Linked DNA regions of Mus musculus: regions 2, 3 and 4 are each linked to region 1. A link is a loop called in an ENCODE intact Hi-C map of the cell type or tissue named here. Cell type or tissue: heart. All regions are shown on one strand.

Evidence for each region. Hi-C counts contacts between places; a loop is a spot of excess contacts. Peaks named below come from ENCODE experiments on the same cell type or tissue, not always from the same donor. Only the 100,000 strongest peaks of a DNase experiment are listed, where the experiment ranks them.
Region 2: it touches region 1 in a loop (3.0-fold over the local background); 13 of 42 quality-filtered maps call a loop at or near these places.
Region 3: a loop joins it to region 1, with 9 times the contacts of the local background. A loop is called at or near these places in 27 of 42 quality-filtered maps.
Region 4: a loop joins it to region 1, with 2.1 times the contacts of the local background. A loop is called at or near these places in 8 of 42 quality-filtered maps.

The regions. Positions count from the first base shown.
Region 1 is chr8:126,837,739-126,842,738 of GRCm38, forward strand. It overlaps Gm31718 (a long non-coding RNA gene), which reads right to left. Exons shown (of 8, transcript XR_879375.3): 3 at 3,808-3,901; 4 at 3,474-3,515. Among named protein-coding and RNA genes, the nearest start is that of A630001O12Rik, 8.8 kb to the right of the region's middle. In heart, a CTCF peak has its summit at 2,222; DNase peaks (open chromatin) are centred at 1,413 and 2,123; H3K4me3 peaks cover 1,205 bases; H3K27ac peaks cover 3,529 bases.
Region 2 is chr8:126,495,338-126,500,337 of GRCm38, forward strand. It overlaps Gm51605 (a long non-coding RNA gene), which reads right to left. Exons shown (of 2, transcript XR_003947621.1): 1 at 1,951-5,000; 2 at 1-529. Among named protein-coding and RNA genes, the nearest start is that of Gm51605, 2.9 kb to the right of the region's middle. In heart, no CTCF peak of the experiment used is centred here; DNase peaks (open chromatin) are centred at 1,794, 2,424, 2,784 and 3,374; H3K4me3 peaks cover 847 bases; H3K27ac peaks cover 1,840 bases.
Region 3 is chr8:126,592,603-126,597,602 of GRCm38, forward strand. It overlaps Irf2bp2 (interferon regulatory factor 2 binding protein 2), which reads right to left and starts at 1,384. Exons shown (of 2, transcript NM_001164598.2): 1 at 1-1,384. The coding sequence starts at 834. It overlaps Gm31546 (a long non-coding RNA gene), which reads right to left and starts at 3,566. Exons shown (of 2, transcript XR_388210.1): 1 at 3,273-3,566; 2 at 1,663-3,060. In heart, a CTCF peak has its summit at 1,975; DNase peaks (open chromatin) are centred at 1,459, 2,069, 2,929, 3,719 and 3 weaker places; H3K4me3 peaks cover 4,475 bases; H3K27ac peaks cover 5,000 bases.
Region 4 is chr8:126,756,135-126,761,134 of GRCm38, forward strand. It overlaps Gm45805 (a long non-coding RNA gene), which reads right to left and starts at 2,219. Exons shown (of 3, transcript XR_003947622.1): 1 at 1,967-2,219; 2 at 1,030-1,119; 3 at 1-711. In heart, a CTCF peak has its summit at 1,907; DNase peaks (open chromatin) are centred at 417, 2,047, 3,017 and 3,717; H3K27ac peaks cover 1,100 bases.

The DNA.
Region 1 (5,000 bases):
ACACTGTCAATGGGGGCTGTAATCCTGCCAAGAATAAAACCAGCTGAAGCACTGGAAAGAAAAAAAAAGAAAACCAGGCTGAGCTGTGGGGCCAGTGATCACCCTTGAACCCAGTCATGCACTAGTGCTTTCTGAAGGAGCATCTTCCGGGTCAGAATCCCTAACTCCACCTGAGAACTGTCCTCAGCACCTCCTCTGATATCAGCCTACCATAAAACGAGAAGAAACACAACAGACACATTCCTACCCAGAGAGGATGATTTAACACGTGCTTGCTGGGACTTCTTATAAAAGCGGAAATATAAAATCCTTACTGCAGCAGCACAGGTCTCTGAGCTGCCAGGTGACCCCCTAGCAAGTCCTGTGGCTTTACTGCAGTTTCTTTAGCATTTTGGATGCGCTAGTCGAACGCCATAGCACTAGGAGCCAAATAGCGTCATACAATTAAGGTGGAAAACATCGCATAAATGCAACGGAGGCCAGGGCTTAAATAGCCACATATGGTTTCACAAAACGTACTCCGGATCATCAGCCAGCAGTAAAAACACACAGGAGGGAGATGGTCTGGCTGGAAATGAACTGCAAATTGATAAACATGTAGTTGCTAATGCGGTGTTTATTATTTTTTACTGGGATAAAAATTAACTTGTGCAGCCTTGGCTAGCCAGCGGCTTGAACTCTACCATCTGGGTAGTGGAATCGGCTGTTTCTGGAACTCCAGGTTACAAGTTAGTGTTGCCAGACCGTATTCGTGAACAGGTCCTGCATGTCCAGATAGCAGAATGGAGAGAGGTTTCAGCAAAACACCATAGAACCTGTCAGGGCAGCAAAGAGGACTACCAGGAGGGAGCCACTCTGTTTTGAATTTGTACATGTACCTGTGTATGTCACACTGACATATGTGTGTCAGTGCATGGGGAGGTCAAAGATCAACCTTGGCTATCATTCTTTGGGAGCCATCCATCCTGTGTTCTGAGACAGGGTCTCTCACTGGCTCTGCGCTCACCTATTAAGCTACTAGGTTGACTGGCCAGCAAGACCCAGAGAGCTGTTTCTACTTTCCTAGCACTGGGCTTGCAAGCACATGTCACCAAACAGTTTTTTATGTGAGTTCTGGAGGATTGAACTCAGGTCTTCGTGCTTGTGTGGCCAGTACATTACCGACTGAGCCATCTTGCCAGTAGTAATCCCACATTTCAAGTGGAGAAGGAGGCTGGCAACTTCCTGGAAAATCACCTTCACCTCAGGAAGCCAGACAGGCTGCAAATCCTGGCCTTCTAGAGAGGCAAAGAAGAGATTGCAAGGGATGCAGGGACTGGGGGATGGGGTGTGTGAGTGTGTGTGTGTGTGTGTGCAGGAAGATCATGAGGGCACTGGGGGCAAGCCTGAGCAAGCACAGCCAGTCATGTGACAACCCCAGCAGCTGCCCCAGCTGCAGAGCTGACCTCTCTGTCCCCAGGGGCCCTTTGTCATCAGCTGGATCAATTTACTTCAGCTACAGTGTCCTCACAAGCAGGGACTGAATTATGACTCGTGGAAATCCCCTCTGTACCAAGGAATCAGGTAGCTTTCAAACTCCCAACAATTAATGGCTCTTTTGGTCAAAGGAGAACATGAGGCAGGGAGGCGTTGGAGGAGGGGAGAGCAGCAAGCAGCGCTCTGGGTCTCCGAACAGGCTGTTCAGTTTCTAGTAAATTAGAAGGGGTGGATGGTGGAGGTACCAGTAATGTTACCCTGTAGAATGCGGTCTCCTTTGACGTCAGTGAGATGCTTCTCTCCCTTTCTCCTTTTGCCCTCCTTCCTCTCTCCTTTCCCTTCCTGTGTCCCTCCCTCCTCCCAACATCTTTACACGTCACAGAGTCATGCTGAAAACAGCTCTGAGTTTTACAACACAGCTTCCAGACGCAGAAGATCCCCCCACCCCCACCCCCCACCCCACCCTGACAACACTGCAGGGCAGAATGCAGGCTGTAGTGGGAGGCAGACAAAAAATAAAAATGTTCATGTGACTCAAAGCAGGAAGCAGGACACATTGCTGGGAGGAGGCGTCACCACCACAGGCTGTGCATTCCTGCCTTGCCTGGCCAGGTTAGCCATCCCCTCCAAGGGAGCATTCCTCTGTGGCAAGAACACACACTGGTCTCAGACAATCCTGAAATAGAATCTTGACGAGCATGCGCCCTGCTCTGAGGCCACTCAGCCTGGTGTCCTGGCTCCCCCTGTCTCTTCCCAGGAGATGTGTTCTCCACACATCAAACAGTAGCAGCTGCCCCCTTGTCAGAACGGAGCTAGTGAAAATAGCATTGCAAGGCTGGCCAAGCACTCTAGATCCAGACCAGAAATGCTGCTGTTTTTATTTAAATTGCACCTGCATATACCCACACACATACATAATGCATGTGTGCATACACAGGTTCATGCACATATGCACATGCACGATTACACATGCACTCACATGGACACACATGCATGACTGCTTCCACAGAGCATGCTGTGGGTATTAGAGGGGGTTGCTTTCTGGGTGGCTAGTCTCAAAAAGTCTACTTGTTTCTGGAGTAAAAGGACTCTAGTTTTCTGGGGTTTTTGTTTTTTGTTTCCCTCAGGCAGCTTTTTTTGCAGCTGGTTTGTATATGCATTTGGTTTGTATATGCATTATATATATGAATATGATGTGACTCTTTGAAGAAAGAATCATATATAATATGAAGGTAGAACTGGGTCTATATGGGAAAGGAGAACTTAAAGGAGGTGGGGGGAGAGGAGGTGGGGGAGAGGAGATGGGGAGGGAAGTCAGGAAAGGGAAGGGAGTGGGAGAGGGGTGAGGGAGGGGAATGAGGGAAGAAAGATAAAATGTCATATGTCTTCTCTCATGTATGGAACTAGATTTAGCTATATTCACATATATAAATGGCATAAAAGCGGCAAGTCTTAGAGGAAAGGGAGAGGGGGACAATGAGTGAGTAGTGGAGGAAGGATGGGGGAGGATAATAAGGAAACAAATACAAAGTATATGGATGAAAATGTCATCATGTGAAATCCATTATTTTATATACTAAAAAAATACTTCAATGAATTAAAAATAAATAAATAGTTTTTATGGGATAAGACCTTGACCCCAAGGCTTTGTCCTAATAGGCACCAATGAGGCCCCAGATGGGGTTGGGTGTAAAAGCAGAGAGCAAGCGTGAATATCCTGCTGGCCCCACCATCCTCTGCTCTAGAAAGCAAGGGTATCAGGAGGCTTCAGAACAGGGAGCATTTTGTAAGCCAGTGTCCCAAACAGTCTTACAGGCATGAGGTCATGGGGGAAAACACATACACAGAAAGAAGAGAAATTTTGGAATCTATTCCAAAATTAGAGGGGGAAGATAATGAAATGTGTGTGCATGCACCCTCAGTCTGGGGAACCAGAGACTGTATGAAATTGCCATGAGCAGATAAAGCCATTCAGTAAGAGACGGAGTCCAACTCACCGCAAAGATATATTTAACATGCGTAGATGGATGGATGGGCAGCTGAACAAAGAGAATGAATTGTTTTAGAAAACAAAGATGGTAAACAGGACTCAAAGCTTTTGGGAGGGGCTGGGCAGGTTTGGGAAATAACAGTGTGTGAGTTAACAATGAAGAACATTCTAACCCCATACCCGGGGGTGGATGGAAGTGGGTGTGTCTAACCAAAGGCAAATCCGTGTGCCTTCCATGGGAACAGTGGGCCTTTATGTGGTCCTGTGTACCGGAGTCCTGCCTCTCCTGTCATGACACCCATTGGCTATTGTTGAGAGGGGGTGACTACCCTTCTGCTTACCTACAATGCAAACGTTCCAAGAGGCCTGTAGGAGGCTGAACTCTGACACAGGGAGTTAAAGCCAGCTTCCTCACTCTTCTTCTCTCTTCCTCACCTGGAAAATGAAGGCACAGAAGGAAGTTAGGATGGAAAGAAATGGTGGCCACCTGCATGTAACCTTCCAGTACTGCTTGAGAGCTCTGAGTCCCGGGGGCACACACTAAGGGCTGGACTGACAGCAAGGGAGTAGGCATCTTGGCTGGGAACAGCCTGCTAAAGGCTCTCACTTCTTCACTGTATCCTCACGGGGACTTCTTCCTCACAGGAGACCTACCTAACTGTTTTGGGGTCACTGCAGAGGTGCTTCACACAGTGGGGCTCCTTTATGTCCTTTCAAATGCATCTATTGTATGGCAGTTTTCTCTAAACCAAGCCACTCTATCTCAGAGGAGAGTTAAGATTCCGAAAGTAAAATGAAGCTTTCAAGGCTCCAGAAAAAAAAAAAAAAAAAAAAAAACAAGAAAAAGACAACAACAACAACTCACAAATCTCATGAAGTTCCTAAGACTTACAAGATACACAATGCTTCTCCCAAAGGCTATATGAGCAGAAACATTTACTGGGGAGAAGAGACTTTCCCACCAGTCAAGCTGCCTTCAAGTGGTATGGGAAGCTCCAGAGATAGAGCTTCTGGGAATCATTGCACATACTGGAATGGGACTTCTAGTGCTACAGCTTCCTTTGAGTCATCCAGGAGCCTAGAAGTAACACTTCCATCACCCTTGCTCATTGATTGCTTCATCGAGTTGGACTTCAGGGGAATTGTTACTCTGGTCTGTCACTGGTACTCTACCAAGGATGAATTTTTTTCATATCTTATTAGCATAACATGTTAATGTCTTGATCCACAGATGTGCACAAGGCAGCATGTTCCTGCCATGGCACATGCTCTCAACTCAAGTCTCATGTTAGACATTTTCCTGAGAAAGGTAGTGATTGAGATGAGGGCCCAGTGAGGGACCCAAGCGGAGATCCTGCATGGACAGCATTTTCCTCAGATCACAAGGAAAGAAGGAGCCTGATCCTTCCCCCATCCTATGCCGCTCAACAGACTGACTCTACCAACCTACCTGTCCCAATAAGAACATTGACTCTTAGCAGGAATTCCACCATGAGCTTCATGGGTATGCTATTTCCCGAATAAGGGGATGGAC
Region 2 (5,000 bases), 340 kb before region 1:
TTTTCATACACGTTTACGATACATTTTGATTATATTCACCCCATCGTTCTGCCCCAACCCCTCCCAGATCCACCTGTATTCTGCCCTCCCCCAAGTTTATGCACTTGATTTTGTTGTTTATTTCCTTTCCTCTTTTTTTTTTTTTCAACAGATGAATTTGCACTGCCCATTTACTCCTGAGTGTAGGGCTAGCCACTGGAGCATGATTAACCAACCAGGGGCTGTACACTTAACAAAAACTGATAATTCCTCTCCTAGAAGATATCAACTGTCAGTAGTTCCTAAGCCCTACCCCGTTCATGCCCCTCCCCTTCCCTTCCACGTCCCTCCCCTTCCACGCCCCTCCCCTTCCACACCACGCCCCTTCCATTCTACAATATAGACAACTTGATCTTGCGCAGGTAACCACAATGGCCATGCGTTCAGGGGTGCCGCAGTCCAGTCGTGTCCGGAAGACATTTCCCTTGGCCCCTTCCCGATCTCTGGGTGTTATAGTCTTTTCATCTCTCTTCCACGACGGTTGCCAAGCCTTGGGCAGGGAGAATTATATAGATGCTTCATTTGTTGAGCCCTCCAACATTTACTCTCTGACCTCTGATTGGTTGTGAGTTTCTGTGTTAACCGCCATCTACTGCACAAAGGCACTTTTCTGATGGGGGCTGGGAACTACACCAATCCATGGTATACAGTTATAAATTTAAAGGGCAATTTGAGGGCTGGGGAGATGGCTCAGCGGTTAAGAGCACCCACTACCCTTCTGAAAGTCCTGAGTTCAATTCCCACCAACTGCATGGTGGTTCACAACCATCTGTAATGGGATCCGATGCCCTCTTCTGGTGTGTCTAAAGACAGCGACGATGTACACATACAAAGTAAGTAAATAAATCTTAAAGGGCAATTTGATTATTTAGTATAATAATAAGCAGTATGTTCTCTCTGGGATCTTTGGGGCTCCCTGACCACAGCACATGGACAGATTTGTGGTACCAGACATCTGTCTCCTCCTGTGGAGTTGGCCCCAAGTCCAACTGGAAACAATAGCATAACAATTACTGCTATTCACAGGGCTCTCAGCTTGAAAAGATAATTGGTGACATGTTAGCCCTGACTGCCTTTCAGTACTGAGAGCTGGCCACAGGGTTGAAGCTTCCTGGTCCCTACTAACTTGATTTCTCTATTTCCAGTAGCCTATGTGTGTGATGTCTTCAGCAATAGGATCCCCCCATCGAGTCTACTGGGTAACCAGGGGCAGAGGCAACACAATGCTCAAGTCTTAATCCCCAGAAGATCATTTCCTCAGAAGATGGATGCATTTGGGGACAAGGCCTTCAAAGAGATGACTAAGATAAAAAGCAGTCAGGAGGATACGTCCTATTTCAACATGATTGATGTCCTTATAAGAAGTAGATTAGGGTACAGGCAGTCATAGAGTAAAGACCACTGAGGACACGGAGAGATAACGGTTGTACCGTGCCCTTGGGAGGCCTCCAAAGACACCAACTCTAAGAAGGCCTTAACCTCAGACTTCTAGCCCCAGAACAAAGAAAATGTTAACTGAATCACTCATCGTGTGGGACACGACTACCGAAGCCAGAGCCATCTTCACAGCTACTTGGTCACATGTCAGGCCTCCTCCAGGTATCAGAGGCTCTTGATATGGTCTGTGATCTGGTCTATCAGCATGAACACCCATGAGGCTGGTGTTCTGAGGGTGTCAACATGTCCACAGGTGGAGTTTGAAAAGTGTGGGGTTCAGCAGACTAGAGAAGAATGTACATATGTTTCAGGCAGGGGTGAGACAGGGACTCCTGTGCTCAAGTGTTAGTGGAGTCGTGACAGGGAGAACATGGTCTGGGAGGGTGTAAGGCAAGGCAGACTTCTCAGAGCTGTAAGCTCGTGTCAAGTGCTGGCCCTGGGGCTGGGGTGCAGCTGAGTTGCTGGAATGCTTACCTATCAGCCGTGAAGTCCTGGGTTTGATCCCCAGCACGATGGTGTGATGATGTGCCTCTATAATTCAAGCACTCAGGAGGTGGAAACAGGAGAACCAAAACCTCAAGGTCTTTCTTGAACACATAGCAAGTTTGAGACCCTGTCTCTAAAAACTAAACAAAACTGGCCTTGAAGCCATTGAAGTCGTTGTCTGGTTCAAGAAGGATGTGAGGCAGTGAGTATCCGGAGGTATAATGATGAGTAGGAGCGGGCACATCTGACCTCCTTGTCTTCCGTTGGTGTTTTGAAACAGATCTTTAAAAAGCCCAAATGAGTTCCCTCTGAGTTCTCCATTAATGAGAAAAAGGCCCGGATGGTACCTGCAATGCTAGCCAGTGACCACCAGATGGCACTCTGTCCCCGCTGTGCAGGCTCACAGCCCAGGGCCTCAGGAAATGTGTCACTGTGCCTCCTTTGCCCGACACTCCCCCTCCTCCCGCAGCAGTCCCGTGTCTACACCACAGGAAGCTCGTCTTTGGGGACATGTGTGAAACTCCACACCGCCTGGCTTAGCTCTGCCTCCTGTTCCTCCTGGGGACATAGCAAGCAAGATCTCACCTACCCTGAAGAGGCCCGAAGAGTCCTCCAGGCGCTCCCGAGCCTGCGTTCTGGCTAGGCACTGAGCTTCCATTTTGAAATCTGCTGCCCAGGAGAAGCACACCCGATGGAAGAGAAGCATATTTCAGAACTATGTATTGATAGATCTGCACCCCTGGCACGAATGCAGCCCTGCAAACACGGCTACCCTGGCATTTAGACCACTTACAGTGGGGTGTAAGACTGACGTAATCCCCAACCTCGGCCCTGGAGAATTAATGAGTTGTTCATGCCATGAGCCGTGAAAGAAAGACTTGCACTGGGGTGGGCGGTTACTGCTTGCCCAGAGTGGCGGAATGAGCCATGGGGCTGGAGGCCAAAGGACTCGGGCCACCCATGCAGGGAATTAACTCCCAGAGATCCATCGCAGGCACGGAGGGCACGGAGCAATCGCTCCATTTGAAGTTTGCATGCCTCTCGGCCCTGCACATCTGAGACTTGGGGTCCATCCCATAGGAACCAGTCCATGACCAAAATCTGGCCGTTGAAAATCTACTGTTGTCAAGCTCTGGCTTTTAGGCAGAGAGCCCTGTCCTTGCTTTCAACTCCAAAAGCAATGAATAATTAATCATCACATTCTTGAATAGAAAGGACGTTTCAATGGATGAGTGACACTTTCAATAGGGTTCTCTGATATTTGCTGTTGCTTCCTTCTGTCTGAAGCAGGACCCCAGGAGTGAAAGGAAGCGAAGACAGAGGCAACATTGTGTTTATTACCGGCTGTGCTTTTGACCCATCAGAAACTGGAGTGGATAGAGAGCAGCTGGATCGGATATTTACCTTGGCACCTGCCCCGCACCAGGCTCTCTCTCTCTCCCATATGTTATATAAGCAGTTTCATGCTCCATACTCGGGGCAATGCTTGGCAGTTGGCTTTGAACCTTTTGTGTGAGTGTATGTGTGCACATATGCCTATGGGTGCCTGTGTGTATGTGTTGCTTGTATGTGTATACATGTGTGTGAAAGGCCAGAAGGCAATCCCAGGTGTCCTTTCTTCATACTATCTGTATTATTTTTTTGAGACTCTTTGATCTGACCTCACCAAGCAGACTAGACTGACTGGCCAGTGAGGCCAAGGGATCTATCTACCTGAGTCCTTGTCTTAGTTAGGGTTTTACTGCTGTGAACAGACACCATGACCAAGGCAACTCTTGTAAGGACAGCGTTTCATTGGGGCTGGCTTACAGGTTCAGAGGTTTAGCCCATTATCATCAAGGCAAGAAGCATTGGCAGCATTCATGCAAGCATGTTGCAGGAGGAGCTGAGAGTTCTAAGTCTTCATCCAAAGGCAGACAGGAGACTAGCTTCCAGGCATCTAGAATGAGGGTCTCCAAGCCTACCCCCACAGTGACATACTTCCTCCAACAAGGCCACACTTCCTAATAGTGCCACTCCCTGGGGCAAGCATATTGAAATCACCAAAGTCCAAGTCCCAAGTACTAGAACTACAAGTGTAAGCCAACACTTCTAGGTTTTTTTGTGTATGTGTTTGTTTTGTTTTTCTCTTTAGTGTGGATTCTGGGCATTAAACTCAAGTCCTCATGGTTGCAGGGCAAGCACTTTACCAGCTAAGTCATCTCCCAGATCCACACCTGGGCTCTCACATGAAGAACCAATGTTTAGAGAGGCGAGGCAGCTTGGCTTGCCCAATGTCACACGTGCTTTAGTAGTTGGCATAAGTCTGACTTCAAAGTCTGGGTTTATCTCTCAGCACCAAAGTTTCATAGACTCATGAACTTCATAGTCAAGATGGACCTGGTGTCTGTGTGTGTGTGTGTGTGTGTGTTGTTACACATATGTGTTAGTTGCTTTGTACACCTGTGCACATGTAGAGGTCAGAGGAGGAAGGCAGGTGTCCTGCTTTGTCACTCTCTGCCTTGTCCCCTACAGGATGACCTCTCAGCGAATCCAGAGCTAGGTTGGCAGTAGACAAGCCCGGGTAATCCTCCTGTCTCCATCTTGCACATCACTGGGGTTACCTGTAAGTGTGACTATGCCCAGCTTCTTACACGCATACTAGAGATTTGAACCGTAGTCTTCAAGCTTGGTCATCAGATGTTCTTGCCTGCCTAGTCATTTCCCCAAGCCCTCCAGAATTTCCCTACGATGAAAGCTAAATAAATGTGACCATATATGAAGTCAAAGGCTGAAGCTGGAAGACTGAGACTTCAGGATTCAGAGAGCCTGGAACTGGAGAGACAACACAGCAGTTACAAACACTTGTTACTCTTTCAGAGGACTCTTCTGCCCTAACATGCCCCGCCCCCATACATCCCAGAAAGATGAGTGTGGTGCAGTAGGGTCTCCACAGTGGGGAGAGCTGTGGTCAGAGGAGTTCCCTCAACCTTTCAGGGGCCTTTCAAGGATACTGATCCTTGACTTCAATGCAGGAAGAAGTTCAAGAGAAACCACTG
Region 3 (5,000 bases), 250 kb before region 1:
CTGCTCCCCGGGCGCGCGGCCTTTGCCTGCACCCTCGGCGCTCAGCTCGCTGGCCCCGGCCGCGCTGGATAAGCTGTCGGCCGGACTCCGGTGCGCGGGCTGCGCCTTCTCCTTGCTCGGCTCGCGCGCCTCGTGCTCCGCCGCCGCGCTCGACACAGACGCCGGGCGTTTGTGGGTGCCCAACTCGGCGGGCTGAGCTCCCAGGCCCGGTGTTCCGCTCACCGCGGCCAGTGTGGCCGCAGCACGGCCGCTCAACCCCAGCGCGGCAGAACCGTTGACCAGAGGCACCAGAGTGGGCGGAACGGCGTGTGCACGCCGAGGGTTCGGGCTCTGGCGATTCAGCTCCGGCGGCTCCTCCAGTTTGGAGAACCCGTTGGGCACCAGGATGCCGTTCGCCGGCGCGGACTGCTGCGCGGCCGACTGTGGGAGGCCTGCACCCGCACGCGTGCTGAAGTCGGAGGCCAGGCGCGGGGCACGATCCGGCGCCAGCGGGTAGCGCTCCATAGCCTGAGCGCGCGCGGCCTCGGCGCCCGCGTGGCCCAGCTGCGGCGGCGGCTGCAGCAGTAGGTCCTTGGCCGACAGTGGCGGTGGCTTGGCGGCTGCGGGCTGTGCACCGGTCGGGGAGCGGCCCTCCGGGAAGCAGCCGTGAGCACGCTTCAGCTGGCGGGCCGTCTCGATGACGAACTCCACGCGGTCGGCTCCCTCGTAGTTGACGCAGCCGCGGCACACGGGCTCCGTGAAGTCCCAGATCATGGCCCAGGGCATGCGGGGCAGGTCACACAGATAGCACGACTGGCGCCGAGAGGCGGCCGCCACCGCCACCGCCGCGGCCATGTCCGCACAGCCCGCCGCGCCGCAGGAGGAGCCGGGTGAGGGGACGCCGCCGCCCCCCGTGGATCCCGCGCGCGCGCGCCGGCCGGCCCAAGCCCGCGTCTGCGCGACTAGCGGCGGCGGCGGCCGCAGGCGAGGAGGCGGCGGCGGCAGAGCCCGGGCCGGCGCGGCGCCCGCGCGGCGCCCCCGGGGCACGAGGGGCGGCGGGCGCGCGGCGGGGCGCGCCTGCAGGTCCCCACGGGCGGCGGGGCGGCGCGGCGCGCGCGGGGGCGGCGGCTCGGCCGGGGCCGCGGGCTGGGGCCTCCAGACCGGGGCAAAGACGGGCCGCGAGCGCAGCAGGTCGCGCTGGCGCCCGGGGCGCAGAGCCGCGCGAGGTACGGGGGACGCGGGGCAGCCGCCGGGGCAGCTCAGCCCGAGCGGCGGGGCATGCCGCGCGCGGCGGCGTGCAGCTCGGTCCCGGGCCCCGGCGCGGCCGCTGCACAGCACCCACTGCGCCTCAGCTCCTGCGCCGCCGCTGTTGCTGCTGCTACCGCCGCGGCCGCTCCACTTCTACAGACTTGATTCTTCGACAGCTCTGCACGGCGCCTGCGCGGCCCCCTCCCTCCCTGGCGCGCGCGGCCCCGTGCGCCCGCCCTCCTTCCCTCCCTCCCTCCCTCTGCGCTCTCTCGCGCGCCACCCTGGATTCTTCCGTTTCTCGATCGCGTGCGCGCCGGGACTGAGGCGCAGACCAGTTCACGCGGCCCTAGCGCCGCAGGTGTGCAGCTCGCGTCCCCAAGAGTCCCGTGTCACCCCGCCTACCCAGCCAGGATGCTCCAACCCATGGCCCTGTTCTTTCGATTAAATCGTGCAAACTGTTTTATTTTACATGCAATGCCACTTTATCACTTGGTTACTGGCAGCCTCCTGAGCATGGAATTTGGAGCATAGCGAGGCGCACTTTGGACTTTTCCTTGTTAGCGTCTCACTTGGCTTCAGCTGGGCGCGCGCACGCTATCAACACTCTGCCCTGTTTTGGTCGAGGAAGCAACTACACACTGCCGCTGCCCCTTTAAGTTTTACAAAAACTTAGTGCTCAGGCAGGCCCGGCCTCTTTTGCGCGTGCACTGAAAGGAGGACGCACAGGCCCGAGGCTCCTCAGGCGCCGCCGCCCAGCGTCTTATGTAGGTCTGTGCAGCGAGCGCGTGACGTGGGCAAGGGACGCTGCCACTGCGCAAACTCCACATAAGACGTGCCCAGCGCCGCGGGCCCTGGGGCCGCGCCGAGCTAGTGCACATTCCAGGGATCTGGGCTCTGCAGCGCACCGCGTCACGGCTCAGGACCCGCCCCCGGTCTCTGGCTAGTAGGCCCTGCCCCACCGCCTCCGCGGGGCCGAACTTCGAGTGGCCAACTCTGGGCGCGCGCTGTCCCCTTTGCGCCTAGGGCGTGCGCTGGCGGGTGGACTTGGCTGTCTGTTGTACCATCCGGCTTAGCCCAGTGGGCACAGACGCGCCTGGCAGCATCGCTTCGTTGTTCCCTTCCACGCTGGGCAGTGAGGGCTGCCCAGAGTGGACGGAACACCGAATTGTACACTTTGGTAGGGAGCAGGGACTGGTGTGTGCTGTCAGTGGTCGGTCAGTCAGGCTCTGATTTGAGACCTACTACTCTGAGTAAGAGCCGCTTTTGCTTTTGTGGTGAACAACGCAGGTCCACCTCTCTCCCCAAGATTGGAATGGGCTGGTTAAGTGTGGGAAGAGCAGGGTACTAAGTACATTAGCTTTCCTACAACTGGATTGGAAGGTGGAAAGGGAGGGGGGAAAAATCTGCTGACCTTTTTTTCTCCGGTGGCTGCTATTGAAAAATGCCAGGTTGCTTCAAAGAATAGCCACAAGAGGAAACACGCCCCACAGAGAAGCAGCCCAGAGAGCTGTTTAGAGCACAAGAATAAACCTGTTGGAGGTGGCACAGAAAGCTTAGCGCCAGATGCCAAGGGCGTCCACAGGCTAACCTTGAACGTCTCTCTCGGGGCTTTCCAGAGAAGGTACATCTGTGTCAAGGGCCTCCCCAGCTCCCCTTCCAGTCACAAGCCTGCCTCACCCTCTCCAAGCCTGGAATGGGGCCTACCCGGATCCATTCCCAGAAGCAGCTGGTGCCAGCTGGTTTGGGCACCTGCTCCAGGACCTGTCAGTCTGGTCACTCTCTTCCAAGACCCTGTGTCACTCATCTGAGCACGTGATTTTGACCGTGCAGAACCTGAGTGGAGGAGATGAAGCTGCCCTGACTGCAGAGTCATCTCAGTGCCCTGAGAGATGGCCCACTAGGCAGACACAGAAACATTAAAACAAAGCAGAACCTCCCTTGAAAGCCTGGCCTGATTGTACTCGGTCCACCTGCCAGCAGCCCACAATGCCCTCTCCAGGGAAAGCCGCCACTACAACCCAAAATAGAATTGCCGAGGTACATACAATGTCTGCCTTGAGAAATGCGAAGTGGAGCTTCTCCAAAAGACCGGCATTTCCTTTGTATTTCACACTGGCTTCATGTTGAAACTGAGCTGTTAGAGCTGTGCGCAGGGGGGGCGGGGGGGGGGAGCCTCCCTCCACCCCCTCCAGATGCCTGCCTGCTGGAAAATGGAAAGGCTATTTTAGATCTGGGCTGTCCTTCATAAAAAGCAACCCGGCTCCAGGGGGTTAAGGTAGGTCCTGGATCCAGGGCAGCAAACCCTTATACTGTATCAACAGCCTTTCATGATGCCTGGCCTTTCATGTAACTCCGGAGCCGGTTTTTTTTTTTTTTTTTTTTTTTTTTAATCGATGTATGCTAAGTAAACATAGCTTTGTTTCTGTCTTCCACCCACTACCCTCCCTCCCGCTGCAGACTGGAGCTGGATCCTGTCCAAAGCGGCTGCTGCTGGAGTTACAGCCTGCCTCCTCCACACACAGGAGCGGGGTTTCTAGGGTGAGGCAATGCGTCTGCAATTCGCACAGACAAGGCAGGAATTGTAATTGTAGCTCACCATGTGACGACTTATGAAAGAGGAAGTTGGTATGTTTTAGTCACGTAGACTGCCCTCTTGCTTAAGGCTCCGGGTCCTCCCAGAAGAGAGTGAGGATGAGCTTGGCTGTCCAAGAGTCAAGGTTACAGGATTGGCTGCAGCATCTGTGTGTGCATTCCTTAGTGGACAGGCAGGCAGATGCTGTGGGTTGAGGCTGGCGCTTATTCAGGACACGGGAAACTTGTGATTTGTCTTAAGAACTGAAGGAAATACTCTACAGGGAGGGGGTCTGTGGAGACTAGACGAGCAACAGTTTTCCTGACTTTAATTCCAAAGATCTCTCCTTTTAAATACAAATCTGTGTAGGGGGATGGGAAGGGATTCTAATGCTTAAGTCTGTGGGCCAAAACAGATCTCAGTCTATAACCACAACATTGGACATGAACATCAGATCTGTGACTCTCCTCCCCAGGCCTCACTGCAGCGGAGGTGAGCCCCAGGCATGCAGGAAGCCCTGTGCCCACAGACTATAGGATAGGGTGCTACAAGATCACCCATGTGGAGTTCTGCCTTCAGGACCCCAGCGGAATTATGGATGCTTTATACCATGGCATCCTAAATTTGTGAACTCCATGGATTAATGGCTCCCCCTCCGTACGGGGCAGCCTTAAGTGACAGTCATCCTGAGGACGAGGGGAACAGGCACAGTGGCTAAGCACTTGCTCCACAAGCCTGAGGGGTTGAACTAGAATCACCAGAATCCATGTAAGCCAACTACTGTGTGGCCATAATTTCAGTGTTCAGAGATAGAACTCCCCAGACGCGCAAGGACCAGCTACCTGAGGTACTAAACAAGAAAGGACAAAAGACCCCATCTCAAACAAGATGGAAGGCAAGGGTGGATAACTGAGGTTTGACTCTTACCTCCTAAAATGTGCCTGCACTCAAGTTTGCATTCTCTCTGTCTGTCTGTCTGTCTGTCTCTCTCTGTCTGTCTCTCGTCTCTCTCTCTCTGTCTCTCTGTCTGTCTCTCTCTGTCTAACGAAAATGATGTTTAAAAAAAAAAGCCATAGTAAGGTCTTCTCACCTCTGACCTCAGCTTCCATGAAGGAGAAAATAATTCCTCACATGTCATTTGCATTTCTGTGGGTGGCACTGCCCACCTTGCTGACTGGCAAGAAAGTGAGCAATGGGGAGG
Region 4 (5,000 bases), 82 kb before region 1:
TTGCAATCTCGTGCTACATGCATTCTTAAGACAACGTGAGGCACACTAAGGACTGCAGAGGAAAGGTTTTCAGTAATGGTATTTTGAGACAAAACAATAAGTTAAATTTGCTCAGGGAAAAAGAAGATGGAAGTGGGGGTCTCAGGGAAGTGGGGTCTTGGTTAAGTGCAATGAGTAGCTTCATTAGCGGCTGAGTTCAGTTCCCAAACTGACTTAGTTCCATTCATTTGTTCAAAGCTATTGGCATGCTAATTCCTCTGTCAACTGTTTACAGATGCTTGCCCTTGGCCCTGGACTCTCTTCCTGGTCCTGGGGATAAAACAAGGAACACACAGTACTCATGCAGCTTACACTCTGAGGAGACGGGAATGAACCCAAGTCACAGAGCTCCCGAGCTCACATCCAAGCGTAAAATGCTGGTTTGCTAAACCACACAGGCTGTAGTCTACACCTTAAAGCTCAGAAAGACTGTCGGAGCCCTCCTTCTGACTTTATCCCAGAAAAAAATCAGCCAAGGCATTTTAGCTCCCAACCCGGGGCAGATGTCACATCCAGCAGGAGACTTGAAAGCTACAGATGCGTTGACCTTTGTGGGTGAGAAGCTGGGTAGCCCTGAAGAAGGATTTTTGCCAGCTGAGGTCTGTCACATGTCTGGAGGAGATTCCTTGAGCTTGGGCTTCTTGAAACGCAGGACTTCAGGAAGACAGGGCCCTGTGGGTATCAATATAAGTAGTCCATGCTTTCCACAGTCCCCATAGTTAATCCCATCTGTGAGACCCCCTCATTCCATCTTATTGCCCTATACCACAGAAGCAGGGGAGGGTCCTCAAGGAACAGCATCTACTATCATGATCACAATTGCTTAATATCACAGAACCATGGTAGAACCTTCTAAGACAGACTCCAAAAAGGTTGCACTATTGCCAAACTGAAAACTAAGAGTCAACCAGGTTTTCCTGGGCCAAGTCAAGTGGTGAATGTGTCCAAAGCATGCAAGGATCAGGGCTGTAAAAATACCCTATTCCTCACCAGTTCTGGGGAAGCAGAACTAGATGCTCAGGGCATATTGGCCAGCCAGTCTAGCCAATTGGTAAGCCCCAGTTCAGTGGGAGATGCTGTCTTTGATGATGATGATGACGATGATGATGACGACGATGACGACGACGATGATGACGATGATGATGACGGTAAGATAATGTGGAAAGTGATAGAAGAAAATGCTCAGATACTCAGTCTGAACCTCTGACCTCTACACACACACTCATTGGTAAGTGTATACACACACACACATTCACACACACATACACTCACACAGAAACACATACATACACATATACACTCATACACAGATGCACATACACTCACACACACTCACACACATATATATAGTCACATACACATAAATACATATGCACCCACACACAAACACATACACACACATACACTCACACACACACATACACTCACACAGAAACACATACATACACATATACACTCATACACAAATGCACATACACTCACACACACTCACACACATATACATAGTCACATACACATAAATACATATGCACCCACACACAAACATACACACACATACACTCACACACACACATACACTCACACACATACACTCACAACAAACATACATACACATACCCTCTCTCACACACATACACATACATACACTCACACACAAACATACATGCTCTCTCACACACTCACACACATACACATTCACACACACACACACACACACACACACACACACACACACTTTCACTTCACTTTCCCAAGAGTAAGGGATGAGAAAAACCCACTGCAGATGGACCGCTTTCAATCCTGTCTGTGTGCTTAGATATCCCCCATCTGGCCTACAGAAGTAGTCCACATGAGGAGGCTGCTGTCCCTGGAGAGGAACAGGAACCATCTATAGTGGTTACAGCTCTAACGTCCTTTTCCTGGGTACCTCCTTCCTGCAGGGTGAGGCAGGAAGTGGCCACCAGCTGCCTTCCCTGCCAACTCAGCTGTGTGGCCTGCAGTCAGATGTCCTCACATCTCCGCTGGTCCTTTGGGTGAAGGTGTTCTCCTTTCCTGGTAAAGCGATATTTAAGGGGCAGGAAACTCAAGTGCAGAAGAGAGGCCTGCGGCGTGGTTGGAGGCAGAGCGAGGGCCAGGACAGGGAAGTGAAATGTCCTCTCCTTCTGTTTTCTTGTCATTGCTGAGCAACACTCTCTGTGTCCACAAACCTCTAAGTGTTTGCTTTTATAACATCTCACATTCTGTGCTAAATTTGTCTAGCCACTGTGCTCCAGCCATTTTTAGCAAAGGTACATTGGCTGTTTTCTTTGCAGAATAAAACCCAAGTTTCATCTACATAAAAGCTGCACACAGAAAGAGGTGACATTTCCTGATCAGCCCTACAGGCCTGCCATGAGCTCAGACAGGGCTCCTGGCTGACTTCCTAAAACGTCTCAGGAGCTAGGGATATCTCAAAACACCCAGTCCCAGTGGGATCAGACATTCAGGACGACAGGAACGATCGTTTGTGGAAGTGTCATGGTGGGGGAGAATAGAAACTTCTGGCTATAAAACACCTAGTTGTAGCGCATCCAAATAATAAATGTGGCCCTAAAGGCATGGTGAGCCATTTTTGAAATATTACCCAATTCTGAAATAGTGCCCAAGCCTACAAAACGTGATGAGCAGCTCCCAGCTTGTGCACAGCCCTGGGTTCAACCCTCAACACTACCCCACCCCCAAGTCACCAAATATAGTGTCGGAGACAAAAAAAAAAAATCCATAAAAGGCATCCAGATATCAGAAAGAAGTTGGGAATTGTGGGAAAAATAATTAGAATGTAAGGAGGGTAAAATTATGAGCAAAGGGGACCCAGTCAGTAAAGGGTTGGCCAGACAGCATGAGAACTCGAGTTTGGATCCCAAAGCCACACAAAAGTGAGGTGGGGTCTCTTGTGTAGACGGTAACACCGGTGCTGGGATCAGGGAGGGGTCCAACCTTGGAACTCATTGTCTAATCTGAAATTAAGGACTCCAGAGTGAGTAAGATGCCCTATCTCAAAAAGTCAGGTGGAAAGCAATCAAGGAGTATACCTGACATGGACCCCTGTCCTCTATAAGTCCATACACGTGTGTACAGCCCTGCTCCCCACCCCCCATAATCTTATACCTACACCACACACACACACACACACACACACACACATGCACAAGTTATGAGAAAGGAATTAAACTCATTTCAAAAGACCTGAAATGTTTTTAAAGGGACTATGTATAGCTCCTAGAAGTGAAACATGAACCAACAAAAGCTTCATACATGCAGGTGAAGGGCCTTCACTCCACATAAGGGGGTACAGGACATCTTGGATGATGACCCGGAATGAAGCATAATGAGATCACTGAGATCGAAGGGACCTTAGTATGCTTAACACAGGAGCACGTGAAAGGATGGGGAGGGGTCACTATTTCCAAAGACACTGCCGGAGAGTTTTTCTAAAACAGGGAGTGGGGGAGGGGGGGACGGAAGAAAGAGAAACGTCAAAGAAAAACATGAAAACCTGGACACGCTGTAAGAAAAAGCTGCCAAAGACAAAAATAAAAACAGGCAAGCAGAGAAGAAGGAGAAGGGAAGGGTCGGCAGTTCACTCCACGACAGACTTTTCAATCGCAACAATAGAAGTCAGAAGTCAGTGGAACATCCAGGCTTGCAGAGTGACCTCATTCCCTTCCCAAACTAAAAATAGTGAAGAAACAAATAGAGGCTAAGCCACAGAGCTTGCCTGAGGCTACTCAGTTACAGAGACAGGAAGAGCTGGGCCCATGGGCTGTGATCTAGCTAGTTATTCAGGGCTACTCCTAATCCAAGACTCTGAGGTCAGCAAACTGAGGCTTTAATTTTTGAGCAAGACGTTTCACGGCTGTCCTTTCACTGGGTCTTCCAAATGATGTAGACGGTCCTACATCTAGGGCCTGAGAAGCTGGTAAGATTCAGGAGCAAGTGAGAACGCAGCCTCTGTGCGGTAAACAAAGCAACGGTGCAGAAAAATTAAAGGCAAGTTTATGTAAATATACCTGATGGGCTTTTCTAGCTGAGATTGCTCAGATCATTTGTGCACAGCAAAGGGAGAAAAGACCAAACACCATTAGGGACAATCTCTGGAAGAAGTGACAGTCACCCAGAGCTCACATCTGTTAAACCAGATGTCATGCAAAGTGCTCAAAAGACCTGAGCATTAAAGAGAAGGCAGGGAAATAGGCAGAGTCACCAGGAAGAAAAACATCTTTCTCAGGCATGTCACGCACGCGCGCGTGCACGTACACACACACACAAACATGCACACACAGTAGTTTTGGTGTCACCGTGGTATCTAAATGTTAGCATCCAGCAGGCAGCTAGAAAATCACCCCTGTGGAACTTCTGACAGGACCAGAATCTGGTATCAGGTATTGCAAGGGAAAGCCGCTCAGTGGTGGGGTCTGGAGAGACAGCTCAGAATGTAAATGCTCAGGGGGCAAGCTTGAGAACTTGAGTCCTGATCTCCTGCAGTCAGGTGCAGGGAACACGTGTCTGCTATCCTGGAAGTGGAAGAAAGAGGCAGGAGGATCTCCATGACTCCGTGGCCAGCCAATGGCAAGTTCCAAATGCACTATAATCAAAAGAATCTGCCAACACTGAGAAGATGTCTTAAAAACAAACAGTATTAGTCTGAAGCTATCTGATTTATTATTTTTTTCTAAAGACTAACCTAACCTTAAATGATAAAGGATCCCATCCACTAACATCTTTTCTATTACCCAAACGTATATTGAAAGGGTAGTTCATCGACCCAATCATTGTCTTAATCCAGCAGGCAAAAAAAGAGTGTAGACACAGCAGTAAGTTAGTTGGTTAGGGTGTGAGTACCATTTATAGGACAAACCGTTCTGAGCCGCAGAATAGCCCTGTAGTGTCAAAGCTGAAACAGAGACCTCTCCCTTCCATTT